Regions from separate parts of the Homo sapiens genome. Here region 1 is linked to region 2. Evidence: read pairs that join two places in POLR2A ChIA-PET (ENCODE). Cell type or tissue: MCF 10A. All regions are shown on one strand. Links, peaks and the distances in the headings refer to the core of each region. The heading gives the core; the rest is flanking DNA. Region 1 overlaps GALNT10 (polypeptide N-acetylgalactosaminyltransferase 10). Region 2 holds the start of LOC107986465 (a long non-coding RNA gene).

What was found. Peaks named below come from ENCODE experiments on the same cell type or tissue, not always from the same donor. Only the 100,000 strongest peaks of a DNase experiment are listed, where the experiment ranks them.
Region 1: POLR2A ChIA-PET joins it to region 2 with 9 read pairs; 5 of 35 experiments call an interaction of 5 or more read pairs at or near these places.

Annotation. Positions count from the first base shown.
Region 1 is chr5:154,267,724-154,283,543 of GRCh38, forward strand. The region is part of intron 1 of GALNT10 (polypeptide N-acetylgalactosaminyltransferase 10); the gene reads left to right. Among named protein-coding and RNA genes, the nearest start is that of MIR1294, 71 kb to the right of the region's middle. RefSeq lists an enhancer at 9,256-9,305. In MCF 10A, for the core only: no CTCF peak of the experiment used is centred there; a DNase peak (open chromatin) is centred at 9,408.
Region 2 is chr5:154,207,904-154,223,723 of GRCh38, forward strand. The region is part of intron 1 of GALNT10 (polypeptide N-acetylgalactosaminyltransferase 10); the gene reads left to right. It overlaps LOC107986465 (a long non-coding RNA gene), which reads left to right and starts at 10,253. Exons shown (of 2, transcript XR_001742939.1): 1 at 10,253-11,788; 2 at 12,155-14,530. RefSeq lists enhancers at 10,889-11,395, 11,396-11,900. In MCF 10A, for the core only: no CTCF peak of the experiment used is centred there; a DNase peak (open chromatin) is centred at 6,778.

The DNA of each region.
Region 1 (15,820 bases), core at 2,956-10,955, 60 kb after region 2:
TTTAGTCAGCCAAAAGCATGTGATTTTCCCAGATTTCCCAAACTCCTTGTACCTAATTGAAAGTACACAATGAACTTGCAAGAATTTAAGCATCCTTAGATGCCAGTCTTCACTTTGGGTATTTTCCTGCCTCCTCAGTGAAACTTGACACCTCTAGTTTGTCATTAAAAAAAGAAAAAGTCTCAAGAAAAAGAAGGTTGTAGAAACTGATTAACAGGATATCCCCTTTTTCCTTTCCCCTGAAGATTATCTTGGGAATGTCAAAAGCAAATTTTATAGGCAGCTTGGTCTTTTACAAGAGATATGTTTACAAAGCATGAAATTAACATTTTTGCACAGAGCCAAATAATTGCTTATAACATAGTGACTTTAGAAGCAGGTTTGCAGCTTGAGCAGTTATTAGCAAGGTCAGATGGTACATACAATTAACAGACTCCATCACCAAAGCAAAGTTAGCCAAGCACCTTGTAAGGGAGCAAGTCCCTACCCGTGAAGAGTTCACCCATGACGTCATTTCAAATATTGGGCACAGCACAGTCCATTGACACTGAAGTTCACTGAATACCACAGTGTTAGAGGGTCAACCCACTCATGGAGCTTCAGACTCCTACGAGTCCACCATAAAAGGTTACACTCCCTGGGTTGGCTAAAGAGACTCAGCCAAACAGCATCCAAGCAACTTCTTACCACAGAGGTAGCTGTACTTTCAGGCTCTCACCCAGACTAAATATCACATTAGAGTTAAGGAGCCCCAAATGACAACATTCAAGGGGAAGAGACAGTAGAGCAGACAGGTCTGGATAAACAGTGTGCACATCTGAGTAACAATTTAGGATATCCTTAAGTTTATAAAGATGGCAAAAGAATATTAAATCGCATTCAGAAAAATCTATTCAAGGAAGTGTGTTGGTGTGTAACTTTGGACTTGCATTCTTATTGGTAGTGTTAGGTGGTATAACAGATCAAACCTGAATTATCAGTGTTGTAACACCTGAGATTTATTTCTCATTTAATAAAGTTTAAATTATACTCTGGTATAGGTCTTAAGAGCACCTCATAAGAGAAAAGGAAGAGGAAATGGATTTCTCAAGAAGTTTCCAGGGAACTTATTAATATTAAAATTCACTTTGGAGCCAGGTGCAGTGGCTCACGCCTGTAATCCCAACACTTTGGGAGGCCAAGGCGAAAGGATTGCTTGAGACCAAGAGTTCAAGACCAGCCTGGGCCACATAGTGAGACCCCCCATCCCTACTTAAAAAATAGAGTTTATTTTGGAAAATATAAAGAATCTGAGATGCCCTCATCTCATTGTGGCTCAAATGCACCATCTCAGCTCACTGCAATCTCCACTTCCCGGGTTCAGGTGATTCCCCTGCCTCAGCCTCCTGAGTAGCTGGGACTACAGGCGCTTGCCACCACACCCGGCTAATTTTTTGTATTTTAGTAGAGACGGGGTTTCACCATGTTGGCCATGATGGTCTCCATCTCCTGACCTCGTGATCCGCCTGCCTCAGCCTCCCAAAGTGCACAGGTGCTGCTAAAAAGTATTAAGCTTAATAAATGCTAGCTATTATTGTTCCTTTCCAAGAATTTTCTACTACATCCCAACATTATTGACTCTTCTATTGGATTTTGTGAATACTTAATTTTTAAAAATACACACAAAAAAGTCCTATTGATCCATTTGGTATTCTGAAAGCAGAATCTATAATATACTAGAACCACTTGGTCTATTATGATGTGCTTCCTCCTTCATGTGGTATCAGAAGGACACTAAAAGCAGCCTGGCTCAATATATCTATAAATGCTGTGTCCTTTGAGCCCTGACATATTTCAGAAATGTGAGACTGTCAGAACCAGAGCCGGGCCCAGCTGGACGTGGCTGGGGCCAGTGGACTTGGCAGGCCTACTGAACTAGGTTGGCTTCCACAACCCAAGCAAGGTTGCCTCCAGGCCTCTAACAGTGAGTGGTTATAGGCTGGTGGGCAGAGAACAGTGTCAGTGGAGGGAGCCTGGTATGGTTGAGGCAGACAGGACATTAGAGAGTCTGGGACATCCTTCGGAAGGGAATTAGGGGCTGGACTGGCAGAGGGTAGGAGGGACTGGGCTCTTGAGTCAGAAGACCAAGGGGAAGCCCACAGTGACACCAAGGTGAGAGGTGGGACCTTGTCTGAAGGAAGAAGGAAAGAGTCTGGGCACTGAAGCTAGCAGAACAAGTCCAGGTAGTCTGACCCAAGCAGGGATACTGAGCCCCACAACCTCGGGTCCAGAGGTCTTACTCTTTCTCTTATCAAAGGCCAGACTAACCTTCAAAGCCAAGTGGCTTGGCTGAGGTTCCTAATGGAGATGAAGGGGGTCTCAACTTTTAGAACATATTTGACTCATTCATGTGTGACTATACTTGATAAATGCATGTCAGCTATCTGGCTTCAAACTGGAGCTTCTACAAACTCTACTGCCCAACAAAAGCTTACATCTCACATCTTTCAGCCTATACCCACACATCTATTTCCTGCGGTGTGCCCTGAAGTTGGAACAGTAGAGTAGGCATTCCTCATGCATACTAGATCTAGCTCTATTATTTTACTTAGTTCTATGTAGTCTAATTGTGTGACTGGATACCCAGTTATATGGTTAATCAAAGTTAGCATCATTCTGCTTAAGAACAAGGGCAGGGCCAGGCTGGAGATGGCCTGGACCCACGTGCTTGACAGGCCTTTTACAGAACAATAAGAGGCAAATGGAGTGATTTCTGCATCCCTGGTTGAACAACATGAGACCACTGGTGTCACGGGTGACCCAGTTCAGAGGACGATGATGAGCACTTCCATGTGCATGGTCCTTCACGTTACAAAACGCTTTCCTATGCATGTTGCCCTTTGATCCTCCAGTCAGCTGGATGAAGTATCCTCCTTCTTCTCCAGATGAAGAGACTGAGGCCTGGTCATTACACACCATGTTCAGGGTCACTTGTGAAATTGGAACTCCTGGCTGGGCACAGTGGCTCATGTCTGTAATCCCAAAACTTTGGGAGGCTGAATGGACAGATCATCTGAGGTCAGGCATTCAAGAGGAGCCTGGCCAACATGGCGAAAACCCATCTCTACTAAAAATATAAAAATTAGCTGGGAGTGGTGGCGCACACCTGTAGTCCCAGCTACTCGGGAGGCTGAGGCAGGAGAATCGCTTGAGCCTGTAAGGTAGAGGTTGTCGTGAGCCGAGAGCACATCACTGCACTCCAGCCAGGGTGACAGCAAGATTCCATCTCAAAAAAAAAAAAAAAAAAAAAGGGATACCAAGTGGCCAGTCTAAATTCATTTGCTTGTGTGGCCCACTGGATGCCTTAAAAAAGGATAAAGTGGACAAGTAGTATGTCCAAAGAAACAATAGCCTGGACAGATATTTGAGTCCTGTAAATGAGGCTGGGGCTGTATGTAGATCTGGTGGTGCTTGCTGTAAGGGTTTAATAATAGAGCCAAAGCCCTGTAATCCCAGCACTTTGGGAGGCTGAGGTGGGCAAATCACCTGAGGTCAGGAGTTCGAGACCAGCCTGACCAATATGATAAAACCCCGTCTCTGCTAAGAATACAAAAATTAGCCAGCGTGGTGGCGGGTGCCTGTAATCCCAGACACTTGGGAGGCTGAGACAGGAGAATCGCTTGAACCCCAGAGGGAGAGGTTGCAGTGAGCCGAGATTGCATCATTGCACTCCAGCCTGGGCAACAAGGACGAAACTCCGTCTCAAAAAATAAATACATAAAATAAAAATAATAGAGCCAAAGCCTCTTTTAGATGATTTTGCTGCATTCAAGCTTTCTAAGTCCAAGGGGTTGTGTGTGGGTGTGTCTGTCTGTCTGTCCTTCTCATTATGTGTTCATTTCTATCTGGTGAGGAAGCAGAAGTCATTATGTCTATAAATCTTGCATCTTTTGAGCCTTGACATATTTTAGACAATGTCCCAGTGGATGCCACATGTCCAGTCATCTGTGACTCCTTCAGGAAACTAAAATGCACACCTAGAGAGGAAAGAGTCAAAAGCCAGAAATGCAGGTAGAGTCCACGCTGAGGTTCAGGTCATCCAATAGAGTGTTTCTTAGAAAATAAGCCTTCTGCAGTATGCAGAGGAAAGGCTTTCCTCCCTACCTCCAGCTGCTGCTCTGCCTCCTTCCTGCATAATTTTTTAAAGCATGCAAAATGAAATGAGGCCCTTCACGTATGAGACAGCTATTTTCTCAGGTCTCATGCCTTCCTTATGAATAGCTCAAATAATACAACTTATAATTATGCTTTGCCTGGCAGCATATTTTTGCCTTCTGAGTGATAGTTGATATTTCCTGGCAAGTAAATACCCTTGGGAATGAGCCTCTTCTGTCCCACCTGGTGCAGGCGGCCCCTCTGTTAGTGTTCCTACCCGCCCTGGCCTCCAGGGCTGCCTCCCTGCAATTCTTAGGTCTTTTCGCCAAGAAGCGCTCCCCAACTTCCTCACTTATCCCAGGGGCACAGGGAGGTCTGAGCACCCCTCCTGAGGGAGCCATGCCAATCTGATTAATTAAGGTAAATAGGGGAGTGATCGGTAGTGGCTTAAACTCCAGTCAGGTAACCTAGGTAATGGCAGGGAGTCTGTGCCACTGCTGACAAGTAATGTGGGATTAATTTCTTCCCAGATCTATGGCCTTCTTTTAGGCTCAGGGTCCTCTTCAGGAGCCTCAAAAAGGAACTAGGCTATGGATAACAGGGAGGGGAATTGGTAACAGTCAGCCAGGGTTACCTGTGGGTGTTTTGTCCCTCCAGGAACACCACGTGGGCAGTGTAATGGAGTATAGTGGGCAGACATCAGAGGCCTGGGGGTCAGCGCCACTCACCTGCATCAGGAACTTGAGCAAATCCCTCCTGAACCTTGCGTTAGCCAGCTCCATGTTCCTATCCCAGCTACCACTTCCATGTCAGTTTCCTCATCTATAAAATAGGAACGATAATAATAGTGCCACCCTCTAGGCTTGTGGTGAAGATAAGGACTTGAAATTGCCTAGCGCAGAGCCTGGAACATAGAGAGTCCAATAAGTGTTAGCATTTCAGGTCTTCTCTATGGGAGAAAGAGGCTCGGAGTGCTCTGTCTTATATGTACTCTTTTTTTACAGACAGGGTCTCACTCTGTCACCCAGGCTGGAGTGCAGGGGCCAGATCATAGCTTACTGCAACCTTGAATTGTGTACTCTAGACGGTAGGAAATGGGCTCAGCCTGGAGGTGGATCTGCAGTTTCTGGTGGTTAGGAAAGGGGGCTGCAGATGGGGAATGCTGAGGGCGAGGGGTCAGCTGAGGCCAAGAGGGCAGGCAGGAAGACTGGGACTAGGGAGAGAGTGGCCTCAGAGCCAGGAGAGGAGTGGAGAGGTTAACACTGCACTCAGAGAAGAACCTAAGCTGTTGGAGGAGGATCTTCTGAGGTCACAGATATAGAGGTGTGGCCCCTTGCAGGAATTTGGTTCAAGCCTGACTTCCTGTCTAGTGGCCCAGTTACTTGCTGAGCATGCAGTTTTATAGCTGCTGCTCCTGGCTTGAACACTGGCCGGCACTGAGAACCTGATTCTGGTGGTTTCTCCACCATATGAAACAAAGATCGTGGAGAAATAAAGTCACATGAAAAAGACGTGTAAGCTTCCTGTTCAGGGAGTGAGGCCAGCAGATGCATAATGTATGGTTTCTCATGCTGCAAGTGGACTGGGGAGAGAGTTTGCAATCTGTGGAAACATTTCAGACTTTTGCAAGTTATAAAAGGAGAGAGGGTTGCCAGGAGCATAATGTCCAGTAAATAGCCCTGAGCCTGGCCAAATAACCTCAGACAAGCCAATCCCTGGGGCTCAGTTTGTTTATTAAAAAATCTGGAGGGGATACACAAGCAGTTGTTAATAGTGGTTATCTCTAGGGGGTGAGAGTAAGGGTTGGGAGTAGGGAGAAATTTTTATTTTTCATTGTACCCTTTTGGCTGCATCTTTCACCATGTGCCTTTATTACTTTTATAATTGCAAATCAAATTATAGGGTTTTTGGCATTTTAAAAATGCCGTGAAGGAGTTGGATTAGATCATTGGTTTTCAAACTTGTTTTTTAAAGCAGTGGAACACTTTTCACATAATCTTATTTGAAAGCCTAATTAATGTATCACAAAGAAGAAATTGGGGCCCCTCTTGCCGGGCTCCCCCTCCGCCTCCCAGTTGCTGCATCTCCAGAGATCCATTGAATGTAGTTTGAAAATAATAGGTTTATATGATTTCTCTGGAGCCTCTTTCACCTCTTCAATTCTATGCTTCCCTTCTATTTAGCAAAGAAAGCTAGGGCATTCTAGCCCTGTAGCCTAAGCTGCTGCTTGTACTGCAGTAGCTGCAGACACACTCTGGCCCTTTGGAGAGTCAACAGTTGGGGAGGATGAGCTGTGTACAGGCTGAATGTCATTCAGATTCTGGAGGACAGGAAACAGGTCAACCTTGAGTTACTTCTGGGTTGAAATGATAGACAATGTTAGAAGGTGGATTTTGCAACAATTCCAGGTAAAACTGAACCTGGGGCTTTGATAGGTAGGATGCTAAAGAGACATTGAAATGGTGTAAGGTGATAGAAAACCATTCCCCTTGTAAAAACATGCTTATGAACACAGACCTGCTGCTTACTTATGCTACTATCTTGCCAAGTTACTTAGCTTCTTGGAGTCTGTAAAAAGGAGAACTACTAGTGCCTGCTTCCTGCAACTGTTGAAAAGATTAAATGAAACTATAGGTCTAAGTGCCTGGTATATTGCCTTGCCCATGATAGGAGCTCAATAAATGTGGGTCACCATCATCGTCACCAAATTCCTGGACAAGTCAGAAAATGGCCTTGCCACCTCTTCCTACGTGTTCTTGGTGAAACCTGTAACCTCTCAGGACCTCATTTTTCCTTATCTGTAAATTACAGGTACTCAACCAGCTCAGGAATTGCAAATTGGTGGCCTGCTAGATAAAATCTAGCCTGCAAACATGTTTGTTTATCTAATGTAATAAACTAAAAATCAAGAAATAGCCCCTAGAAATCTGAATTTTCCAGCTGCTCTTTGAAAAATGAACATCTAGTTCCATTGGCCCTCACTTGGCAACAGTTGGCTGGAGCTGGGGTAGCAGCTGCCCCTCACATGGGCATGCATGCACTCGCCTCTCCCCCAGCCATCATATTTCTGCAGTGCCTTACACCTGGCCACTCCCCCTTCACAACATACATAAGCAGCTGAGTTTCCAACGTCTGGATTGGAAGGTTTCAGGAATTCTGTGGCTTTCTCCTGGTTCTGACACTGGCTCATTCCATGACCCTGAGTGTACTCCTTCACCTCTCTGGACTACCACATCACCGTCTATAAAACGAATGAGTTGAGCTTCCAGACTCAGCTTTCTTTGGGTCTTCTATTCAGTTCATAAACATTTACTGAGTTGCTCCTATTTCCAGGAATTCTAAAAAGCACGTGGGAGGATACAGAGATGAATAAAAATGGGTCTGGCCCAGAGATGTTTTATAGCAATGCCTCTCAAAATGTAGTCTGCAGACCAGCACCAGTTCACAATGAGATAGATAGGGGAATTGAGGATAGTTGTTCAGAAACTTTTGTTGTAGTTTGATATTGCCATGACAGCCAGGTGCATGCTCAGTAGACTTATCTTGTTGAATAGACATAGAGCAGTTCACATGCTGTCAGGCTCGTGTGGTGAATTGCATGTGACACAAGCTGCACACTTGTTTCAGTTACTATTGGTGCTTAACAAATTGCCCCCAAACTTAGTGGCTTTAAAAGAACAACAGTCATTCATTTCTTCAAATCTACAATTTGAGCAGGACTTTGCAGAACACTTTATCTCTGCTGCACACAGCGCCTGCCAGGTGGGTCAGCAGGGGCCACAGCATCCACTTCCAAGATGGCTCATTCGCATGACTGGTGAGGTGGTGCTGGCTGTCAGTTCCTTTCCATGTCGACCTCTCCATAGAGGAGCTTCTTCATAGCATGGTGGCTGGGATCCAAGAATGAATGTCCCAAGAGAACAAGGAAAATGTGCCTGGCACTTTTATGATCTAGTCATGTAGAAATCAGAAGTCACTTTGCATCTCTGCTGCCAAACTCTATTGATTGAAGCATTCACAAAGGTTTGCCCAAGTTCAAAGGCAGAGGATGGAAATTCCATCTCTCAGTGAGCTTGTGGAAAGGTTGTAGAAGAGCACAAGGGACAGAAGATTTCATTGCAGCTAGCCTTTGAAAATACAATCTGCCATACTATTGAGAAGTATATCATGTTCCTGTTGCTGTGTAACAAGTCGCTACATATTTAGTGGCTTAAAACAATAAGAATTTATTAGTTCAGAGTTTTACAGGTCATGAGTCTAACTAAGCTGACTAAACAGGAGTTTCTGCTTAGGGTCTGACAAGGCCAAAATCAATGTTTCAGCCAGGCTGGGCTCTTATCTGGAGGCTCTGGAGAAGAGTCCACTTCCAGACTCATTCAGGGTGTTGGCAGAATTCAGTTTTTTGCAGTTCAGGATTGAGGCCCCTGGTTTTTGTGCAGGCCAGGGGTTGCTGTCTGTTCCTAGAGGCTACCCATACATGGCCCCCTTGATCTACAAAACCAGCAATGCCATATTTAATTCTTCTCTCTCTTCAAATCACTTTGACTTCCTTCAGTACCGCCAGATGGAGAAAGCTCTCAGCTTTTTGTGTGTGATTAGGTTAAGTCGACCTGGATAATCTCCTTTTTGCCATATAACTTGATGTAATCACAGGAGTGATATCTCATCATATTCACAGGTTCCATCTCCACTCAAAGGGGAGGGGATTATAGGAGGATGAAGGTCATTGGAAGTCATTCTTAGAATTCTGCCTACCACAGATGGTTTCATTCACAGTGAATTAGAAATTGAAGTGGTTCTTCATTACAGATAGTTTAAAAACACTAGTTTAGAGTCCAGTAAGAGGGAATAACATGTATATAAATGGCTATAGTTTAAGACTTTAAGTGGTAACTTCCAAAAAGAGAGAGGCAGACAGAGTGCAGTGAGAGGTCAGTGGAAGGGAGATTATTTTGTAAGCGGAGCGGGGATAGAAGTGGGGCCTCTTGAAGATGTGGTGTTTGAACTGAACCTCAGAAGATAGGTGTTGTTTGGATCTTAAAAAATGAGGTGGGAGGACAAGATACAAACAGTTCTGTTTCTATTTTGGCACCTTAGCTTGCAAACACAGAACGGAACTGAATCCTCTCTAAGGTCATTTGATTCCTCCTTACCATAAACAATGCTGTATAACAAATTACTCCAAAGCTCAGTGACCTCAAACAACAACCATATGTTGTTGCTCAAAGGACTACACATCAGTCGGGTGGTTTCTCTGGCCTTGGCTGTGCTGACTCATGTATCTCTGGTCAACTGGGGCTGGGCTGGGCAGCTCTGCTAAACTTGGCTGGGGTCTCTCATATCCTTGGGGCTTGGCTCTCTGTCAGCTGTCTAGGATTACCTCAGTTCTTCTCCACATGTCTTATCTTCTGCTTGCCTCTAACATCTTTCTAGCATACTAGGCTGGGTTTGTTCTCATAGAGGAGGAAGAAGGATGAGAAATAAGTATGAAAGAGTACAAGTCTCTCGAAGCTTGGACTCAAGCTGGCACACTGTCACTTCTACCTCATTCTTTTGGCCAAGGCAAGTCACAGAGCCAGACCAACTTCAATAGGTGTGGAAAGAGACCCACTTTTGATGGGAGGAGCTGCACAATCCCTTTGCAAAGGGCCTGGGATGGAGGATTGAGACCACTTTCACAATCTACTATAGTAATCCTGAGAAATCTTCCTAAACTCTAGAATGAAAGAAATTCAAATGCATTGTTTCTCAAGCTAAGCCAAGGCTTTTGGAGAAATCTGCATGTAATAAACCATTTGGAAAAGGTACAGTGACCCATAAACCAGAGTTATCAGAAGCCAGGCTTATAAAATAGTCTACAGTCTTCTTTGTGAGTGAAAGACAAAAGAGGAGTATTTCAGGGCAACTTTATTACCTTTACTCATGTGGTACTCATTATCAACACCCAGCCCCGGTGCTCCTCTGCAAAACTGTTCCCAGAACCATTCTTCTGGCTTCTGAGAATTTGTGGTTCTTCTCCCAGGTCCCAGTAGCAGTTTTTGAAATGAAAGGATCTCCAATCTGTCCTGTATCATAGACATAAATCATTGTCTTTTATGATATTCCCTGGAGTACCTAACCTAAGGCCAAAAAAATAGTAATTGCACAATAAACATGTTTTAGGTGAATGGATAGATGGATGAATGGATGAATGAGTGGACCAGATGGGTGACGGATGCTTCAGAAATTGACTGAAACCTTCCTTTGGAAAATGTTAACATAAACTTTATTTCCCTCCTTCCAAGTTAGTATGTCAGTTTGAAATCTTGGTGTAGTTGTTTCATGTCTGTGAGCTTTTTTAAAACAAAACAAAACTGGATTGCACACTGCCAAGGGGAAGAATCATGTTGTATTCTCCCTCATCAACCCAATCTTATAAGCATCAAAAAAGTCTGTGAGCTTCCTAGGGTATTAATCATTGTCTAGTGGGTGGGGGTAGATGAGTGGTTGTTGGAGTTGGGGACTTCTAGTCAAATAAACTTGTGAAATGCTGGATTAAACAAAGTTAGACAGCTTTCTTTTCTGTGTGACTTCAAAGAGCCTTTAATATGCTAATATACTTTATGAATCACCAGAAGGGTATTAGAATATGTAAGAGTTGAAAATGAGAAGAATTGGCTTTTTTAGAGGGGAGGAGAAGGGAGGTATTTTTTTATTGTGCTAAATGAATATAATAGTTGTCATTTTAACCATTCATAAGTGTACAATTGTGTGGCATTAAATATGTTCACAATGCTATGTAACCATTACCACTATCTATACCCAATTTTTTAATGATTCCCAACAATAACTCCCTGTAAACAACAATCCCCGTTCTTACTCCCCTGTAACCTCTGTTCTACTTTCTGTCTTTATGAGTTTGCCTATTCTAGGTACCTCATATAAGTGGAATCATACAATGTATGACCTGCTGTGTCAGGCTTGTTTCACTAAGCATAATATGGTCAAGGTCTATCCATGTTGTAGTAGATATCAAAATTCCATTCTTCTTTATGACTTAATAATATTCCATTTTATATATATGTCACATCTTGTTTCTACCTTCATCTATTAATGGACACTTGAGTTGTTGCTACCTTTTGCCTATTGTGGTAATGTGACTATTATGAACATTGGCCTAGGAATGTCTGTTTGAGTCCCTGCTTTCAGTTCTTTTAGATACATACCTAAAATGGAATTGTTGGATCATATGGTAGTTCTACATTTAACCTTTTGGAAACCACAAAAGTTTTTAACAGCAGCTGCACCATTTTGCATGTTTACTAGCAGTGCACAAAGGTTTCAATTTCTCCACCCACATCCTCACTAACACTTGTTGTTTTCCACTTTTTAAATTATAGCTAGCCTAGCAGGTGTAAAATGATATTTAATGCTAGTTTTTGTTGTTGTTGTTGTTGTTGTTGTTTTGTTTTTTTTTTTTTTTTGAGATGGAGCTTTGCTCTTGTTGCCCAGGCTGGAGTACAATGGCACGATCTCGGCTCACCACAACCTCCGCCTCCCAGGTTCAAGTAATTCTCCTGCCTCAGCCTCCCAAGTAGCTGGGAGTACAGGCATGCACCACCACACCCAGCTAATTTTGTATTTTTAGTAGAGACGGGGTTTCACCATGTTGGCCAGGCTGGTCTCGAACTCCTGACCTCAGGTGATCCACCTGCCTCGGCCTCCCAAAGTGCTAGTATTACAGGCATGAGCCTCCGCACCTGGCTTAATGGTAGTTTTGATTTGCCTTTCCCTGTAGTGACATTGTGTACTTGACTCACTGCAGCCTCAAACTCCTAGGCTCAAGCAATCCTCCCATCTCATCCTCCCAAGTAGCTGGGACTATAGGAATGTGCCACCACACCTGACAAATTTTTTTTTTATTTTGTTTTTATAGAGATGGGGTCTCACTGTGTTGCCCAGGCTGGTATGAGTTCTTTATGCATTCTGAATATGTCCTTAATCAAATACGTGTTTTATGCAGTATGGAAGTTCCTCAGAAAGCTAAAAATAGAACTGCCATATAATCCAGCAATCCCACTTCTGGGTATATATCCAAAGAAAAGGAAATCAGCCTGTCAAAGAGACATCTGTACTCTCATGTTTATTGCAGCAAGATAAGGAATCCACCTAAGTATCCATCAGCAGATAAATGGATAAAGAAAATGTGGTATATATACAAAATAGAATATTTTTCAGCCATAAAAAAGAATGAAATTATGTTATTTGCAGCAACATGGATGAAACTGGAGGTAGTTATGTTAAGGGAAATAAACCAGGCACAGAAAGACAAATATCGCATATTCTCACTCATACGTGAGAGCTAAGATAGTTGACCTCATAGAAGTAGAGAGTAGAATAGTGGTTACTAGAGACTGGGAAGGGAATGGGTAGAGGAGATAGGAAGAGGTAGGTTAATGGATACAAAATTACAGCTTAGATAGGACTAAGTTCTAGTGTTCTATAGCACTGTAGGATGACTGTAGTAAACAATAATTTATTGTATTTTTTCAAATAGCTAGAAGAGAGGATTTTGAATGTTCCTAACACAAAGAAGTGATCAAGGTTTGAGGTGATGGATATGCTAATTACCCTAATTTGATCATTATACATTATATGCAGGTATCAAAATATCATTTTGTACCCTATAAGTATGTACAATTATTATGTGTCCATTAAAAATATTATTTTAAAAGATACATGTTTTGCAAATATATTCTCCCAGTTCATGGCTTGTCCCTTAAACAACCGAAGTTTTCAATTGTGATGAATTCCAACTTATTCATATTTTATTGCAGTTTGTGTCCTCTTTAAGAAACCTTTGCCTAAACCAAAGTCACTAAGATTTTCTCACATACTTTCTTCTACAAATTTTATAGTTTTGGCTCTTACACTTAGGTCTATGATCTATTTCAAGTTTATATCATGTAGGGTGTGAGGAAGTGTGAGGTGTATTTTTTTGACATATGAATATCTAATTGTTTGGACACTATTTGTTGAAAAGTTATCCTTTACCTATTGAATTTTCTTAGTGCCTTTGTTCAAAAACAACTGAATGCATATAGTTATGAGCTGTCCACTCCATTGATCACATATCTGTCCTTACCTTAGGGCCACTCTCTGTTGGTCACTGTATCCCAGGAGTGCCTTGAAATTAGGACATGTAAGTCCTCCAACTTTGCCCCTCTTTTGAAAAAGAATTATTTTGGCATTTTTCCAGGTCTGTTGAATATCAGTTTCTATAAAGAGTAACTTGAGTTGATAGATCAATTTTGAGAGGACTCACATTTTAACAATATTGAGTCTTCTGACCAATAAACATGACATATCTCTCCATTTATTTAGATCTTTGATTTCTGTAGCAGTGTTTTGTAGTTTTCAGTGTATAGGTCTTACACATTTTGTTAAATGTATCTCGACTATTTGATATTTTTGACACCATGGAAATCAGTATTTTAACATCAGTTTTCGATGTTTCATTGATAGTATTTAGAAATAAAATTGATTTTTGTATATTGACCTTATATCTTTTGACGTTGCTAAACTCATCAGCTCTACTAGCTTTTTTGTAGATTCCTTAGCATTTGTTTTATAGATAATCATGTCATGGGCAGATATTATTTTGATCCCCATTCTACCATCAAATAATGGAGACCTGGAAAGACAAGGGGACCTGCCTAAGGTCCTGCTCTTCATAAATGCACAGCCAGGAAACTGAAGCCTGTGTCTTTTGGGTCCTCCTTCAAGGACCTCTCCACACCCTAACCTAAGCTAAGCTGTTCCTCAGTCTTTCAAGCCTGAAGAGAAGAATCTTATATTGGTTACGATTATATTTGAATGGTTCAAACAAGATAGTGTATTTTTCTCTCACTTCAAAGTCTGAAGGTTTGAAGTCCAGGACTAGTATCATAGTTCTGCCCCCTGAAGTCCTCAAGAACCTGTACTCCCTTCTGATGGCTTCAGCCATCCCTAGGGCATGGAGGCACCTCGTGGTCCATCATGGTGGCCTTTGCATTCTAGGCAGCAAGATAGAGGAAGGGATAAACAAGAAAGGCAAAAGTGCACATTAGTAGTTTTTTCTGGTAAGTTCCATGAGGCTGGCTCGTAACCTGTTTTGTGCTATAATAACAGATGCCAGAAACTAGATAATGTATAAAGAAAAGAAGCGTATTTGGTCACAGTTCCTGAGGCTGGGAAGTCCGAGATCAAGGGTAGCATCAGGTGAGGGCTTTCTTGCTGCGATATAAGGTGGTAGAAAGCATCACATGGGTGAGAGAGATGGTTGGGACCAAATTCATCCTTTATAAGGATGCTGCTCTCACAGTAATTAACCCACTCTCTCCATAACAGCATTAATCCATTCGTCAGGGCAGAGCTCTCATGAGCTAATCACATCTTAAAGGTTCCACCTCCCAATACTGTTGCACTGGGGATTCAGTTTCCAACACACAAACTTTGGGGATCATGCTCAAACCATAGCAGGCTACCATGCAGCTCCTCCACTCGCCTCTCATTGACAGAACCCAATCAAGCCACATCTAGCTACAAGGATGTCAGGAAAATATCATCTTTATTCTGAGCAATCATATTCCCAGCTAAAATTCTTATTACTGTGGAAGAAAAGAACAGCTCCTAGGGGATATACAGCAATTTCTGCCACAAGCCTTAGTTAGGAATCCAGAAAGGAAACCATTTGAAAATGAAAGAAGGAAGAAGGTGGAAGAGTTCAAAGCCTGTTGCATCTTTTTAAAAATTATTTTAGGATCAGGTGAGCCAGCTCTCTTTTGAGCTTTGTAGCCCATTAAGTTGACCTGAAGCCATTTAGTCATAGGATAAAGTCAATCCTCAGAACCCTTTTATGGTATTAAATCTTTGGACTATATTAGACATGTCTAATCCTTGAGTGACCTTTCCTTCATCTGGAAAAGATAAAAGATGTCTCCACTCATTCATTCATTATTCATTCATTCAACAGAAATTGATGTCTTCTCATAGAGCTCACAATTTGGGGAGAGATAGACAATATTCAAATGATCATCCAAATGAATGTGAAGTCACAAAGGAGCAGTGAGGATGCTGTAAGGTCCCATATCAGGGGCAGTGATCTAGCCAGAGGGGTTAGGGAAGCTTGCCTGAGGGTTTAGATGATTCCTGTGGGAGCATCTGCATTCATAGCAGTTTGCTGTGGTCTGGGAAGACTGTCCTTTGTGCTCTCTTGTGGTTGCACCTCACACATCCTGCCTGGGACACCATATATCTAAGAAATCGTTATATAAGAACAAGAGAGGCTGGGCATGATGGCTCACGCCTGTAATCTCAGCACTTTGGGAGTCCCAGGTGGGACGATCACCTAAGGCCAGGAGGTTGAGACCAACCTGGGCAACATAATAAGACCTCGTCTGTAAAAAAAAAAAAAAAAAAAAAAGCCAGGTGTGGTGGTGCATGTACCTGTAGTCTTAGTTTCTTGGGAGGCTGAGGCAGGAGGATTGCTTGAGCCCAGGAGGTCAAGGCTGGAGCTGCAGTGAGCTATCATCATGCTACTGCAAGCCAGCCTGGGCAGCAGAGCAAGATCCTATCTCTTAAAAAAAATAAATAAATAAAAACAAGAATACCAGAGTGACAGAGTGAGAGTGAGGTGGGATAGGTAAGGGGCTGGGTGCTGCCCAGG
Region 2 (15,820 bases), core at 3,195-11,194:
GTGACCAGATTTGCTTTCGTATGGGTCCTGGAGTTCAATAGTTGAAAGAGATCGGGAGGCCATGTTGTCAACCACTGTCAGATGTTTGCAACCAGACCAGACAAGGCAGAGGTGCTCCCAGGACAGCTCTCGAGGGGCCAGGGCACTCCAGGCACAGGTCCTGACCTGGAAGGCTCAGCCTGCTGTGTAGCTGGCATTTAGGTCTGCAGTTCTTCATTCAATATGTCATTTATCCAGCAGTTTTTGACTGAACACTGCACATGCCCCAGGCTGGTTCTCTGCTAAGCACTTGACATTCTAAGAGAAAAGGACATGGTCTCGGCCCTTGAGGACCAGGTGGCCCATTAGACAGATAATTCCAGGGCAGTGGGATGCATGCCATAGGTGGAGTGAGCACAGGCCTGAGAGCACAGTGAAGGATTCACGTTAGCCTTCACGCTGGCTTCCTGGCCGCCACCTCTACCTGCCCCTCCCACTCACCTCAGGCTTATAAAGCCATGGATTTGCCTAGGATTGAATCCCAGCTCTGCCCTTTACTAGCTGTGTGACTTCGAGAAATTTCCTTAATCTTTTATTTTCTCTCTCTCATTTCTTACATTTTAAAATGAGCCTGATAATAGTACCTACTTCACAAGTTAGTTATCAGGATTAAAGGAATTCACATACACAAAACACTTGGAATAGTGCCCGGCATTTAAAAAGTGGTACATAGATACCCTTAGGATTACAGGTCTGGAATCTCTTAGCCCAAACCCTGTGTATTAGGCATATTTTAGCATTTAGAATTATTAGTCAAGGTTCAGTCAGGACAGAGAAACCACACAGTGATTTGAACACAGGAAGTTTAATATAAAGAATTATTTACTGTAACAGGAGATTAGAGCGATGAAAATTGGCTATTAAGAAGTGAAAAGCACTCTAAAGAATATAGGAATGGCAGATAGAGGAACAGCTCCTACCCCCAGTGTTGAGTTAACAGCACCCAAGGAAGAGGCCCCCGTAAGCTGAGATCCTGACTTTGTTGGAGAGGGCACAGCTATGCTTACTGAGTGGTAGAGAGTCACTAGAGTGCCACCCCAGCAAAGTTCACAGGAAATCTGCCTGCTAGGGTGCTGGAGGAAGAAACACATGGTGAGGTATCTCATGGAAGACATTCTGCTACAAAACCACCCAAGGGAATGGGTGCTGGGAGAAGCTGTTGGTCGCTGGATGCCGGTGATTGCTGCACACCGCAGGAGCTAGGCAATGGAGAAGCTACGCGTACTGCAGGAGCTAGACATGGAGAGGCCATGCACGCTGCAGGAGGCTAGTGCCAGAGACGCCACCCGTGCTGCCTGCCTACTGAACACACCAGAACCAGGGTGAAAAAAGCCTTTCCTTCTGCAGTGTCTCTCCAGCATCTTCTACTAACCACTGTTAACATCATGTTAGCTGGCAAGGGAAACACGTTTAAGGGCCCAGAACCATTTTTGCATAGCAGGCAGTGAAGGTGGGTTTGGGGCTGAGAGGCAATAAATTAATAACTGACTGTCTCAGTGAGTTTGGGCTGCTGCAACAGAATACTATGGACTGTGTGGCTTAAACAAGAAACATTTATTGCTCACAGTTCTGGAGGCTGGAAATCGAAGATCAGGGTGCCACCATGGTCAGGTTCTTGCGGAGGGCTCTCTTCCTGGTTTATAGACAGTGACTTTCCTGCTGTGTCCTCATGTGGCAGAGAGCAGAAAGAGAGCAAGCACTCATGTCTCTATTTACAAGGGCACTAATCCCATTCACGATGGCTCCACCTTCATGACCTAATTACCTTCCAAAGGCCCCATCTTGTAATACCGTCACCTTGGGGGTTAGGATTTCAACATAGGAGTTTTGGGGTCATGTAACAGTCAGTCTCTAACACTGGCAGAAGAGTCTTTCTGATTTAGGAATGTTAGTAAAGTGCATGTGTTATTATGTAATAGCTCTAGTGGGGTTTACAGTGCTCCCCATAATCAAACACATTTTTTTTTTCTGCCACAAAAATGTATTCACAGTAAGAGAATAAATCAAGACTATAAATAGCCTCATGTCTATTCAAGTCAGGCTTTGTCACTAAATGAGTTATTTTTTTAAAGTTATTTAAAAAGCCTGTTTGGACTTTGGAATTGAGGCTAAGGGATGGTTGACCTGCATCATTTTCATTTCCTCTCTCCATGCAGCAGTCAGAGTTATCTTTTGGAAATGTAAATTATGCCACTGGGAAAGCCTAAGTGGCTTCCTGTTCCAGGATAAAGACTAAACTCCACCCCTGGCCCCCTACCCACACTGTGCCCTCACCCACCTCTGCCCTCCAACGACTCTGATCTCCAACAAGCCATGTGTCCTTCTGCAACAGAGCCTTGGCACATGTCACTCTCATTACATGGAGCACTCTTCCAGTTACCTACCGTGCACACAAGTGCATGCACACAGGCACACATGCACTTGCATGCACACACACATGCATACACACACACACACACACACACACACACAGTTTTGCTTGGCTAATTCTGCCTCACCCTTCTAATGGCAGCTCAGGTGTCCCTATTCCAAGAGAACTTTCTGACCCCCTTCTACCCCAACCCTCAGCCCACTCAGGCATTAAAGCATATGTGTTAGTTTGTGATTATACAGACTTACAATAAGTGTGATTATTTGATTAACATGTCTCTCTATTAAACTGTAAGTGTTATAGGACAGTGGCTGTATCCGTTTTCCCCCCAACTATTTTATTCCCAGTGCTCTACGCAGTGCCTGGCATGTGACATATTTGATGAGTGAAAAAAGGAATAAACCATCTTGGATTAGATCCTGAACCAGAAAAAAATAAATTAGACATAAAGGACATTATTGGAACAACTGGCAAAATTTGAATATGAACTGTAGATTAGATAATAGTATTTTATCAGTGTGAAGTTTCTTGATTTTGTTGTCTGTATTCTTAGAAAATGCACACTGAAGAATTTAGGAATAAAGGGTTATCATGTCTTCAACTTTCTCACAAATGGCTTAGAAAAAAATTGTAGATACAGGTAGATGGGGGAGAGGGAGAGAGAGTGATAAAACAGATGTGGAGAATGATAACAGCCAATGTGGATAAAGGATATACAGGATCCTCTGTACCAGCCTTGCATCTTTCCTATTAGTTTGAAATTATTTTACAATAAAAAGTTTTTTAAAAAATGAATAAAAATGAATAAATGAGGAAAGGGATGCCAGGAGGAGGAGGACCCCTCAGGTATAAAGGCAGGAGGGCAGGAAAGGGCTTGGTCCCTTTGGGGAACTTGCAGGTAGGCTGTGTGGTTGGAGGGTGGCCCTGGGGCTGGGGAGGGAAGAGCAGGGGATGGAGCTGGAGCCCCCACTATGGACTCTCTGGAGGGAGTGCAGTATTGAACTGTTCAGTCAACGTTCATCTACACTTTCCCCTCTCTTTTTCCCTTGGTGATTTTTGACCAAAAGTCTGATTGCATGAAGCCAGTGTGTCTCAGGTCTTCCATCTGATTTCTCTTTTGTCTTAACAATAGAGAAAATCTCATCCGTGTATGCAGGTTACTCCTTCTGCTGTGAAACTGTGACTTTCCTGTTGTCTGCTTGCTGTTAAACTCACCATGCATTTCCCGTTTTGGTTATATAGTGCTGCATAACAAAATGTGGTAGCGTAACACAACAAACATTTGTTATCTTAAAGTTTCTGTGGGTCAGAAATTTGGGCTTAGCTGGGTGGTGGTGGTACAGTGTCTCTCATGAGGTCGCTATCAAGATGTTGGCCAGTCCTGCAGGCATCTAAAGTCTCAACCGGAGCCGGTTAATCTACTTCCAAGATGGCTCACTCCCTTGGCAGCCGGAAGGAGACCGCAGTTCCTCAACACAAGACCTCTTCATGAGTAAGCTTGAGTGTCCCTGAAGCATGGCAGCTCACTTTCCCCAGAGCACACCATCCAAGAGACGGGGAGAGAGCAAGCAGGAAGCCACAGTCCTTCTAGGACCTGGTCTCCAAAGCTATATATCATGATGGACATTTTATCCTATTAGAAGTGAGTCATGAAGTTCAGCCTATGTGCAAAAAAGAATTCAACTCCACTTCTTGGAGGGAGGAATGTGGAAGAAGTTATGGACATTTTAAATCACCATAGTTCCTGAAAGCCTTTTGCTTCTGGAGGGCCAGTGTCTGCCCTCCAGAAGTTTACATCATCTGTTGAAGGAAGTAAGACATGCTCTGAAATTGCTCATAAAAACCAAGATGTCCCATGAGAGATGGCTTGACAGGGTTCTGAGGAAGCAGAAATCAGAATAGATGGTAGCAAAGGAGAGCTCTTGGAAGGAACTGACACTGCCTTCATGGATGAGCAGCTTTCCCCTTGGTTCTTAACCCTGATTATTGATGTTGTCATACAATGGTAATGAATAATAATGATAGCATTTGAACATTTCTACCATGACAGGCACTGCGCCAGGCAGGACTGCCTTGTAGCACATCTATGTGTATAAATAACATCCTTGGAATTGTGCAGTGGGACCATACTGATGCTAAATATTAATACTTCACTTACGTTACTTCATTTAATGCTTTGAACTACCTTGTGGAGTTGCTGTCATCCCCATTTCACATTTTCGTCTGATTTCTCTGTTTGTCTTAACAACAGAGATTAATTCACAGATTACAAACATAAGGCTTAGAAAAAATTAAGTAACTTAAGCACGATGGCACAGCTTGTAAGTGAGTGAGTTACAGCTTGTAAGTGAGTGGTTAAGATCACAGGCTCCAGGCCGGGCATGGTGGCTCATGCCTGTAATCCCAGCACTTTGGGAGGCCGAGGCGGGCAGATCACAAGGTCAGGAGATTGAGACCATCCTGGCTAACAGGGTGAAACCCTGTCTCTACTAAAAATACAAAAAATTAGCCAGGCGTGGTGACAGGTGCCTGTAGTCCCAGCTACTCGGGAGGCTAAGGCAGGGGAATGGCGTGAACCCGGGAGGCGGAGCTTGCAGTGAGCGGAGATCGCGCCACTGCTCTCCAGCCTGGGCGACAGAGTGAGATTCCATCTCAAAAAAAAAAAAAAAAGATCACAGGCTCCAGAGTCAGACCTATGGGTTTAAATTTCAACGCTTCTACTTTAGAGCTTTGAGCAGGTGACTTTAACCTCTCTGTGCCTCAGTTTCCTAATCTGTAATATGCATATAAAACTATTCAATGTTCTCAGCACAGTGCCTGGCATGTGATGAGCATTAGGTGCTATTGCTACTATTATCAGCTCACAGTCAAACACAGCTATGCTCTCCTTGAGTTCTTTGCATTGGTTTGTTATAAAGAGTTGAGATGAGAGAAGTAAGTGGTAACTACAGCTACCACTCTTCATTTGTAGGGATTAAGAATTTGAAAGGAAAAACAACCTCTCCAGGCCGAACATTCCTACAGGTCTTAAATGACACATTCTGGCCATTCCCAGTTTCTCTCTGTTTTATGTCCATGAGGATATCAATGCTTTGAGGGATGCCTGGCCATTCCCCTCTCTGTATAGGCACACATAGTGGCTAAGCTGGGTTTCAGGAAGCTGAACTTGAGTTGACATCTTTCTTTGGAAATGCTTTCCCTCTTGAGGGGCAAGGGACACTGGCTTGGATATAAATCAGGATATCACAGGATATCAGTCATTCAGGATACAAGTCTATGCCGTGGGGTTATTTTTTTTTCCCTTACTGTGTGGCCCAGACTGAAGTGCAGTGATCATAGCTCACTGCACCCTCAAACTCTTGGGCTCAAGTGATCTTCCTGCTTCAACACCCCCGGTTGCTGGGACTATAGGCAGGTGCCACCATGCTGGCTAGTTTTTGTACTTTTTGTAGCGACAGGGATCTTGCTATGTTGCCCAGGCTGGTCTCAAGACTCCTGGCCTCAAGTGATCCTCCTGTCCTGGCCTCCCAAAATGTTAGGATTACAGGCACGAACCATGTGCACAGCCTGTATTGTGTATGCTAGAGCCAATTACTAAATCTTTCTGGGCCCCAAGGGTCTCTTTTGCAAGAAGGACATAGCAACTTCTCCCTTCCAGAGTTCTCCATCAGAAAGAGGATTGAGAGGGTATGTTATAGAAACTGTTCAACTCTAGTGCAAGGTTTTAGGAGTCTTCGTTTCCTTCCAGTTATTTGAGAAATGTGGCTTCTTCAAGCAACTGGAATACTGAAAGCCTTTTTGATGGGAATCACTCCTCCCTAACCACTTCCACCCACACCTTCTTTGGTAAAACATTTTTGAGAAAAATTGGTTTTGATCTGAATTCTGAGGACCAAAACAGCCTCCAAAAATCAAGCACAAAAAAAAAAATCAGCCTCCAAAATAAAAAACCAGGTGGTTCTCCTATTGAAAATTCAAACCTGATAACCAACCAGAGGGACTTATCTTTTAGAATTAATCTTTTTTCCATCTTTAATGAATTGGCATTTGTCTGCTCTGCCGGTTCATTGTGGAATTCAGCCTCATGTTTCATTGTGATCTCAGAAGCAGCGAGCACTCATCACCGGTGGGAATGATAGAGCCTAATTTGGAAAAAGGAGAAAAAAAACCCCAAACCTCCTCCCTTTCATTTCCTCACTTTAGACTAAAATGCTTCCTTTTTTAAACTTAAAAAAGGGACTAATTTTTTTCTTTTCAAAATTGGTTCAGATATGCATGAACCATTTTTTAAAAAATTATTGCACAACTCAGTATATTCATTACACACCGAGGTTATGAGTAAGTCTTCCCTGAATCATCTTGTGGTACAAAGTGACGGGAAGGGATTCAGTCAGCTACCTGTACAGGAGGCTCATTCTGTTTCTCTCCTCCATTTTCTCATTATGAAACTGTACTTTTCAGAAGACAAAAAGGGGAGAAGATAAGGGAAGAGGAGGAGGAAAATGTCAGAGGGAAACCTAGAGCTGTCAGCAATTACTGCTTTCCAACTGCCTAACCTCAGAGCAATTACTTAAACTCAGAGCCCCTGCCCCACTTCTGAAATGGGGATAATAACAGTAATGGCTATGTTGCAGGGCTGTGGCAATGATTAACTGAGAAAATACCCATGGGAAACATGCTTTGTAAATTCCATTATACTATTGTTGGTACTGAGATATGACTGCATATATGTATAACTTGTGTGATTCTTAAAAATTAATTTTAAAAGGGTTGCCTTTATTTTTAGAAACAGAGTTTGAGTTGGAAGGGAACGTTAGGAATCATTCAGTACGACGTGTCACCCTGGAGAGAAGTCCTCTCTATAGTTGCCTTCAAAGGTGTTATCTAGCCTGGGCGCAGTGGCTCACGCCTGTAATCCCAGCACTTTGGGAGGCTGAGGCGGGCGGATCACGAAGTCAAGAGATTGAGACCATCCTAGCTAACACAGTGAAACCCCGTCTCTACTAAAAAATACAAAAAATTAGCCGGGTGTGGTGGTGAGCACCTGTAGTCCCAGTACTTGGGAGGCTGAGGCAGGAGAATGGCGTGAACCCGGGAGGTGGAGCTTGCAGTGAGCCGAGATGGCGCCACTGCACTCTCCAGCCTGGGCGACAGAGCAAGACTCCGTCTCAAAAAACAAAAAACAAAACAAAACAAAAAAGGTGTTATCTAGGTATTGGCTTGAATAGCTCCAGGGATGTGGAGGTCACCACCTCTGTCTTTTCTTCTTTTTCCTAATTATCCCTGCCTTTTAGTTCTTCTAGACCTAAGATATAACAGTGATTTTCCTTCTCCTGAAGATAGACAGCAAAAGAATACTGTCATGGTTAAAAATGAATAAACATGCCACAGCATGCATTGTGAAGATCTGCCATCTGTGTGCATCGCTGCTGCAGGTATGTTAGCCAGTCTCCAAAGTGTTTGAACTACTTGTTCAAGGGGATCTGGTGTTCTCTGTAGCAGAAGCTACTGAGTTATTAGGGGTAAGGCTTCAGCCCTGGGGCAGAAGGAGGACTTGGCAGGGCCCTCTTAGCTCTGAGCATCTGCATACCTTTCTGTTTTTTAGCTGGTGGTTTATCTAGCTTTAGGTATATAAAGATTTATTTGAAAAGGTAGAGTTTGTGGCAGTAATTGTTACCTTCTCTTCTTCTCTCCTCTCTTTCCCCTCTGAAGTGGAGGGGAAACCTGTTTGTTTCATGCCAGCTTCTGCCACTGATGTTTTCACTGCTTTCTGTTCAAGATGTTATGGTGAGGGAGGAGGCAGAGACCAGGGTCAGGAGGATCTTGGAGATCATCCCAGCCAGCACTTTACAAACTGTCTCTGGAAGTTCACATGGATGCTTCAGTGTTTACATTGTTTCAAATTGTTAGCTCTTTTTAAAGTTGTAATAATAATAATATTATTTTTAAAAAATACTGCTATGTGTTATATACTGCATTTTTACGTGTTGAAGGTCACCAGCTTTTTCTTTTAACATCTGTTTAATTGAAGATAATCCTGAGATTATAGGGCAGGCTGTGTTTTTTAAAAAAATGTATCTACTTATTCATCAAATGCATCAACTCTCCATTAAATTAAAAAGATTTTTTTTAGCATTGGGCAACTAAAACCAAACAGAAAACTATACTTTGAGGCAGATGTAAGCTGCAAGCTGTTGTCTCCAATTCCTGAGTTCAGATTATTTGTGTTCATCAGAACAACCTCATTGTCCTCGTTGGTTAATTTTCAGTAAATAAATGTTATTAATTTGAAAATTAGAAATTTGTAATCATAAAATGCACCTCCAAGTCTTACCAATTGAAAGACTTCACTCACTGAAAACCTACCAGCTTCTCAGAGAACATGAAACTGGCATTCCTCAGTTGTTTGGGAATTCCTTCTAGTCCATCATTATTTATTTATTAAATTGTACTCCAGGTGGACTATATAACAAGATCGTATTTGCACAAGAAGGCCTACTTACTGGCAACAACCTTTATATTGTCATGTTCACATCTCAGCAATTGCTTTTTACTTGTGAGTAGACCCTGGCAGCTTTTACTTTTGTAGATTGTGTCAACTTATGAAAAAAAAAATCTCCTCTCCTATCCTCCAGTGTGAGAAATGCTTCCCTCTGCCCAACCCCGGGAAGCACTGCTTTAATTATGAGACCGTTGTTACCTTTTACCTCCTATTCAATTGTTTCCTATGTGCTTAGAGATTTGTTGAGCCATTTGCCCATAAAAATCACTCCAGCAGTTATCGAAAGCCTTGGATGATAAATTAGATCATCCCTCAACCTCTGAGGTCAGGCAGCCCCCACTTCCTTCCTCCTCCTTTCACTAGATCTCTTTTCCACCCTCTCCGTCTGTCTGGGTAGACCTCTCTGACACTACTCCCACCCTTCCCAATTTTTGTGCGCTACAGTGGCTTCCGCCTAAAGCCTTGTTTGCCCTCTGAGAGATGCCCATGGAGCTCCAGGATCTGTGTGTTCCATGACCCCTGGCAGATCACGCTCCTCTTGTGGAAAATGGGAATTTTACATCTCCCTTCCTGCCTTACAGGGTTTGTTGTGAGGGGCAAGGGAGACAGTGAGAGGGTGGTTGGGGGCACTTGAGTGCTGTGGGAATTGGAGGTTCTGCTGCCTCTTCTCTGTGGGGCTGTTATCTGAGCTCTTTCACTCTTTAGTACCGCGTCCCTGTCTCGTCTCAAGAAAGCAGGTAGTGGAAGAGATGGAGAGAGTTCCAGCTTGCCTCCCAGATGAATTAAAATCAATGAAAGTTCCCACATGCACAGAGCCAGATGCATCCCTCTTCCTGTCCACACCCCTGTCACCAAAACAAGTGTGGTGAGGGGCCCCTGCCCTCTCAAGCAGGTCAGCGCAGGCCCTGCAGTAAGGAAGGCCTGAGTTGAATCTTGGTTCTGTCATTTGTAACAGCCATGTGGACCTTCAGGATGATGCCTAGACTTATGCTAAAAATTAATTGGGAGACTGTATGGAGAGGGCTTGTGCCTTGCACATTGTAAGAGCTCAAAAATAGCTATTAATTTTTTGGTGTTTGGAGAGACTGTTGTACTTTCTATAAATAAATTGTACAGTTTAACTCCCTGATTGGACCTGAATAAAAATGTTGGGGTAGGGATAGAAGAAAGGGAATCATTCCATGTGGTTTCTTCCTTCTATTTCTCCTGCCAGCTCGCTTCCCCACCCCAGCCTGGGCACTGCTGTTCGACTGAGACCAGGATTATTCCCACCGCCCAAGAGCAGAGAGGGCTCAGATGCACAGCCTCTGCCTTCGTGGAGTGGGCATTTTCAGGTGGGGATGACATTTTCTAACAAGCCTGGGGCACCTCCTCCCTCCCCACCTCATGGGTCCCTCTCTCATTTTAAAAGCCCTCCCAGGACTTCAAGATGAAACACTTCCACACTGGGCAGAGATTCTCATTGAATTCTCCAGTTCGCTGTCTCCAGTGCTGAGGAGAGACATTTTAATTAATTATAGTCCCATGGGCTCGGGGATCAATAGCAGTGAAGAGCCGTGGAATGAATTCCAGCCTCTGTGCTGTTTCCAGCTCTCCCTGTGACCTTGTACCAGTCGCTCAAGCTCTCTGGGCCTTGGTTTCCTCTTCTCTAGAATGGGAATATTCATTTCACAGGCATAATGAGAATCTTCAAAAAGGTATGGCGATCAAAGTGTTGTAAAATGTAGAGTGCTAACCACAAGTAAGTTATTATTAAGGTGGTATTTATATTCCCAAAGGGTAAGCATGAGTGGTGTTTCTCTTCTGAGCCATTTCTAGAACCTTCTTGCTTTTTGTTAATACGTTAAAACCACCTGGCAGCTTCCATTTTCCTTTCTGAGTCTGAGAAGCAAGCAGCCCAGACAGAATTGGGGGGAGAGGGTGTAGATGGGAAGAAGTTCCTGTTCTGTAAGCCCCAAGTTTCTCCAGCAAGGAAAAGGTAATCATACCTGTGGGACCTGGAATAAGAAGACAGAAGCCTTGGCTTTCCCCGAGAGTCAGTGCTGTTCGCCACACTGGCCACCTCTAGTGCTGAGTCTTTGTTTATTGAAGCCTCTTCTTCTGTTTTCCTGTGTCCTTTTCCCTGCAGTGTATTCTGCACACAGCAACCAGAGTGATCTTTCCAAAACACATCTGGTCATGTCCTTACCCTGCCCAGAGCCCTCCCCCGGCTCCCCTAGACTTTAGGATAAAATCCAGCTTCTTGCTATGGCTGCTCAGGCCCTGCTGCTCCGGCCTCTGACCGCATCTGTAGTCGTAGTCCCCTGCTCTCCCACCTGCTCGCCTTTGGCTCCCAATGTAGCTCATCTACTCCCCGACATGTGCTCTACCTGGGTCCCCAGGCCTTAATGTGCCAGTCTGGGCCTCCCTGGCCAGGTCCTCCACGTGCTTCAGGTGTCTACTGAGACATCATCTCCCCCAGCAAGCCTTCCCTGACCACCCTGCCCTCCTCAGCCTGAGTGGGTTCCTGTGGTGTCCTGTGCTTATGGATGTCTTGGTCCTAACCGTATCCCAGGACAGTCATCCATGTCCTTGGTGGCCTCCCCTCACCTACCCTACAGATGCATGAGCTCCTTTCAGGCTGTGCCTGTGTGACCAGTTTACTGTTCTATCCTCCAGCGTCTAGCACACCTCCTGCCACACAATGCATGCCAAATAATGGATGGAAGAATGGACATGGGCTGTTACCACCAGATTGAAAAACCTGCACATACTAGAATCACCTGGGCACTCTCCCAGCCAACGGCTTCGGCTTCCTGGTGCCACCTTAGTCCTCCAGATTCAGCATTTCTATGGGTGGGCCGGGGAATCTGCATGTTTAACAAGCACACGCCCAGGTGATTATAATGCAAATTTGAGAACCTCTCAGTGATCTTTCCAAGCCCAACGTTTTACAAAACAGATAACTGATCCAGAGACAGTAAGTGAATTCTGTAAGATCTCAAACACTCTCTCGCGCTCTCTCTCTCTCTCTCTCTCTCTCTCACACACACACACACACACACACACACACCACAGAGAGAGAGGGAGAGAGATTTCATTTATGAGATGACATGAACACCCAATGCTTTTCCCACTCCCACAAAGTAGACCTTCAAGAAAACCATGGTAGGCATAGGAGAATTTTTGTCTTTGTTTTAACCTTTGTCCTAAACAGATCTGATCTGGCGAATCTTCACATATTGTTTATTTCCTTTCCATAGGAAGTGCTTAGCCTCCAAGTATGGGCTACTTATTTTTTAACAATTACTTTCACTCCAAGACGTACATAATTTTTTAAACATGGGAATCCCTGATGTTTCATTTTTGTTTTGGAAATGATTTTTAGAGAAGATGAATTATCCTGTCTGATGCCATGAGATCTATTTTTATCATTTGGGATGTTGAGACTAAAACTGACAACATATTTAGTATTGCTTATAGTACTCAGTGACACTGCCTCCCTTTGAAGCCCGCCAGAGAGCCACCATGCAGGAACATGAGTTACTAATTAATTCAACCTGCTCACTGGGACAAAATGGGAAGGAAGAACCCACATTTGACACAGATAAAGTGGAGCATGTTCAAAGCGCCAGGACACCAAGGGATCAGGAAATTATGTCTCAAGGGAAGGGCTGAAGAAACTGCACATTTAGGTTTCCATGGAGGAAACTCAGTGGCTGTAAATGCCAGAAGTGCTGAAATAGGGGTGGGTAGGCTTGCAAGGAAAGTAGACCTGGACCTGAGGGTGGAAGTTACCAGGACAGACCTTCCGCTGGAATATGTGAAAGAACTTCCAAGCAAATGGAATCCTGCAAATAAGCATCCTTAAAAGGGAGTTCCCACAGCAAGAGAAATGTTCAAAGCTGGAGCCATCTGATGGGGCTGTCACAGAATGTCCTGGGTGAGGAGTGGTCTGGACTAGAAGAAGTCCAGGTACCTTTCTGACAGACTCTGGGGTGAACACAAATGGCCACAGGACCAAGCCAGTGACCTGAATGAGTCAGTCATTACTCAGCTCCAGCCAATTGCTTGGGAATGTGGGTCCAGCAAGGCCAGATCCTTCTTCTGATTTTTCAAGAAAAGACAGACTTGTGGATTTTTAAAAATATGGACTGTCCTGAGTTTTAAATATCATGCAGGCCAAATAAAGCCATCTGTGCCTGCAGGGTCTTGATTGTGACCTGCCAGTTTGACCCCTCTGTTCCAGGATTCTCAGGGTTATGTGCACTTTTGTCCTTCACAAGTAAGATAAATGAAATAGGTAGGGATTTTCCTCCTATTCAACAGATGGGCAAGTCAGGACACCGGGAGGTTAAGGGACTTCTAGATAGACGCACTCTTATAATATAAGGTAATGTTATAACAGACAAGGGCTAGAATCAGGGTACGTGGGTGAATAGGTAGTTATGTCCCTCGGCTGCTCCACTGACATTTCATTTTTTAGCTCTTCTCTTAAAATAATATTTGCTGAAGGGAGCACTGGGAAGGCCCCATCCTTCCTATATGACTGGAGCAGGGAATTCTGCCTCCCAGGGGCTCTGGGGTGAGGGGTATCCTCCCTGCACCGCTCCGGGGGTTAGGGTGCCCCTGAGTTGTGCCTTACTGAGTCTGCACATCCTGCACAGAGCTCCTGCCTGGAGCCATTCTAAAACTCAGCCGCTCCTATTCCCCAAGGATCTGTGTCTTTAGGCCTCCAGCCATGCCTGAAATTTCACCATTATAAGCCTGCTTTTGGGTGAAGGCTTCACAGGCACCCAGGAATCACTTTCACAGTGAACACAGGAAAAGGAAAAAAAACCACAGGAATGCAACCTGACATCTCTCTCAGGCTCTAAGTATTGGACTGCCAGGACTTGGGTACTGAAGAAATTAGTTTTGCCACGAAGGCAACCTCAAAAAGCCAGTCATCTTCAAGCCACATTTACAGCACTCCGCAGTGCGACTTGAGGCCTGTCTGCCTAGCTTCCTGCTTCTTGGCCTTCCTGCCACTCTTTATGCTGACACCGCGCTTACAGTAGCAGCTTTCAGACCAACTTGAGGCCTTGCTTACTTTGCCAGTGGACTGCCTGCTTGTTTTTTAAAGGATTTTTTTTTTAAGTATTGGTACTTTTTTTTCCGTGAAGCTTAGTTGAAGTATATTTGAATTACAATAAACTGCACATTTTAAAAGTGTGCAACTTGATCAATTTTAACATATATATAAACCTGTGAAGCCATCATCACAGTCAAGAGAATGAACCTTTCTATCACCTCCAAAAGGTTCTTTGTGCCCCTTTGTTACCCATTCCTCTCTGTGTCCCCTAATAACCACCTGCCTGCTTTTTGTCTTTCTGGATGAGTTTACATTTTCTAGAAATTTGTATTGAAGGAATAATATAGTATGTGTTCCTTTTTGCCTGTTTTTTTTTTTTTTACTCAGCATGATGCTTTTTGACATTCATCCATGTTCTTGTGTGTATCAACAGTGCATTCTTTATTGCTGAGTAGTAGACCATTACATGGATAGACTAATTCATTTATTCATTTACCTGTTGATGGACATTTGGATTGTTTCTAGCTTTGGGTTATTACAAATAAAGCTGTTATAAACATTTGTATACAAGTCTTTGTGTATATATATGTTTTTGTTTTTCTTGGGTAAATACTTAGGAATGGAATGGCTGGATTGTATGGTATATATATATCTTTCTAAGAAACTGCCAAATTGTTTTCCAAAGTGGCTGTATCATGTTGCATTCCCACCATCAGTGTATAAGAGTCTGGCTGCTCCGCATCCTCACCAACACTTAGAATGGTCAGTCTTTAATTTTAGCCATTCTGGTAGATGTGAAGAAGTGACATCTTAATGTCTCACATGAAATTTACATTCTGCCATGAAGAGCATCTCTTCATGTGTTTATTGGCCGTTTTATGTCTTTTGTGAAGTATCTGTTAAAATCTTTTGCCATTTTTTAATTGGATTGTCTTGTTGAGTTTTAAGAATGTTTTATGTATTCTGCCTACAAGTCTTTTGTCTAATATATGTTTTGTGAATATATTCTCCCAATCTGTGGCTTGCCTTTTTGTTTTCCTAATAAGGTATCAGTATCATCTGGCAAAATCTAGAGCATATGGGGTTTCCAGGGATAAGTAAGACATTGAAATTTAACAAATGTAGTAAACCTTAAGAATCCCGTGGAACCTGAATGTGGTACCAACATGAATATTTATCATATTAACTCTGAGTTTGGATATTATTTTGCATAATTTGAGAAAAACACTGTGTAGGGCACCGTACTAGGTGCTAGAAGAGATGGAAGGAAAGGTACAGACATAATCAGACATGGACACTGTTCTCAGGATGCCCTCATCTGTGGAGGGAGAGGCGTAAGGCATGCATTCTAATACTAATCATTATTGCATGCGTGATCTGCTTTATTGGCTTGATAATCCTCAGAACAACCCTCTGAGGTAGATTGTCTTAATTTGGCAGATGTGGAAACAGGCTTAGAGAAGTTAAGTCACTTCCCCAGTTCGTACAGCTAGGACATGGGGGACCTGGATTCAATCCCAATACTGTCTGACTTTGAAGGCCCCATTCTTAACCTTTGGGCTAAATTGCCTCTCTAGTATAAGGTAGACTGTATTAAGGAACTATAAGCAAGTTATAAACAGAGCATTGTAGAGCAAGAAGTGAACATTTATTTTTGGCTCTGTGCCAGAAAGCACCATGAAGGGGTTAGCATTTGAGCTAGGCCTTGAAGGATGTACTTAACCTTGGCAACAAAGATGACAGAAAGGGAATAACAATTGGAGGGAGCAGGCCGGGTGCAGTGGCTCACACCTGTAATCCCAGCACTGTGGGAGGCTGAGGCGGGTGGATCACCTGAGGTTAGGAATTTGACACC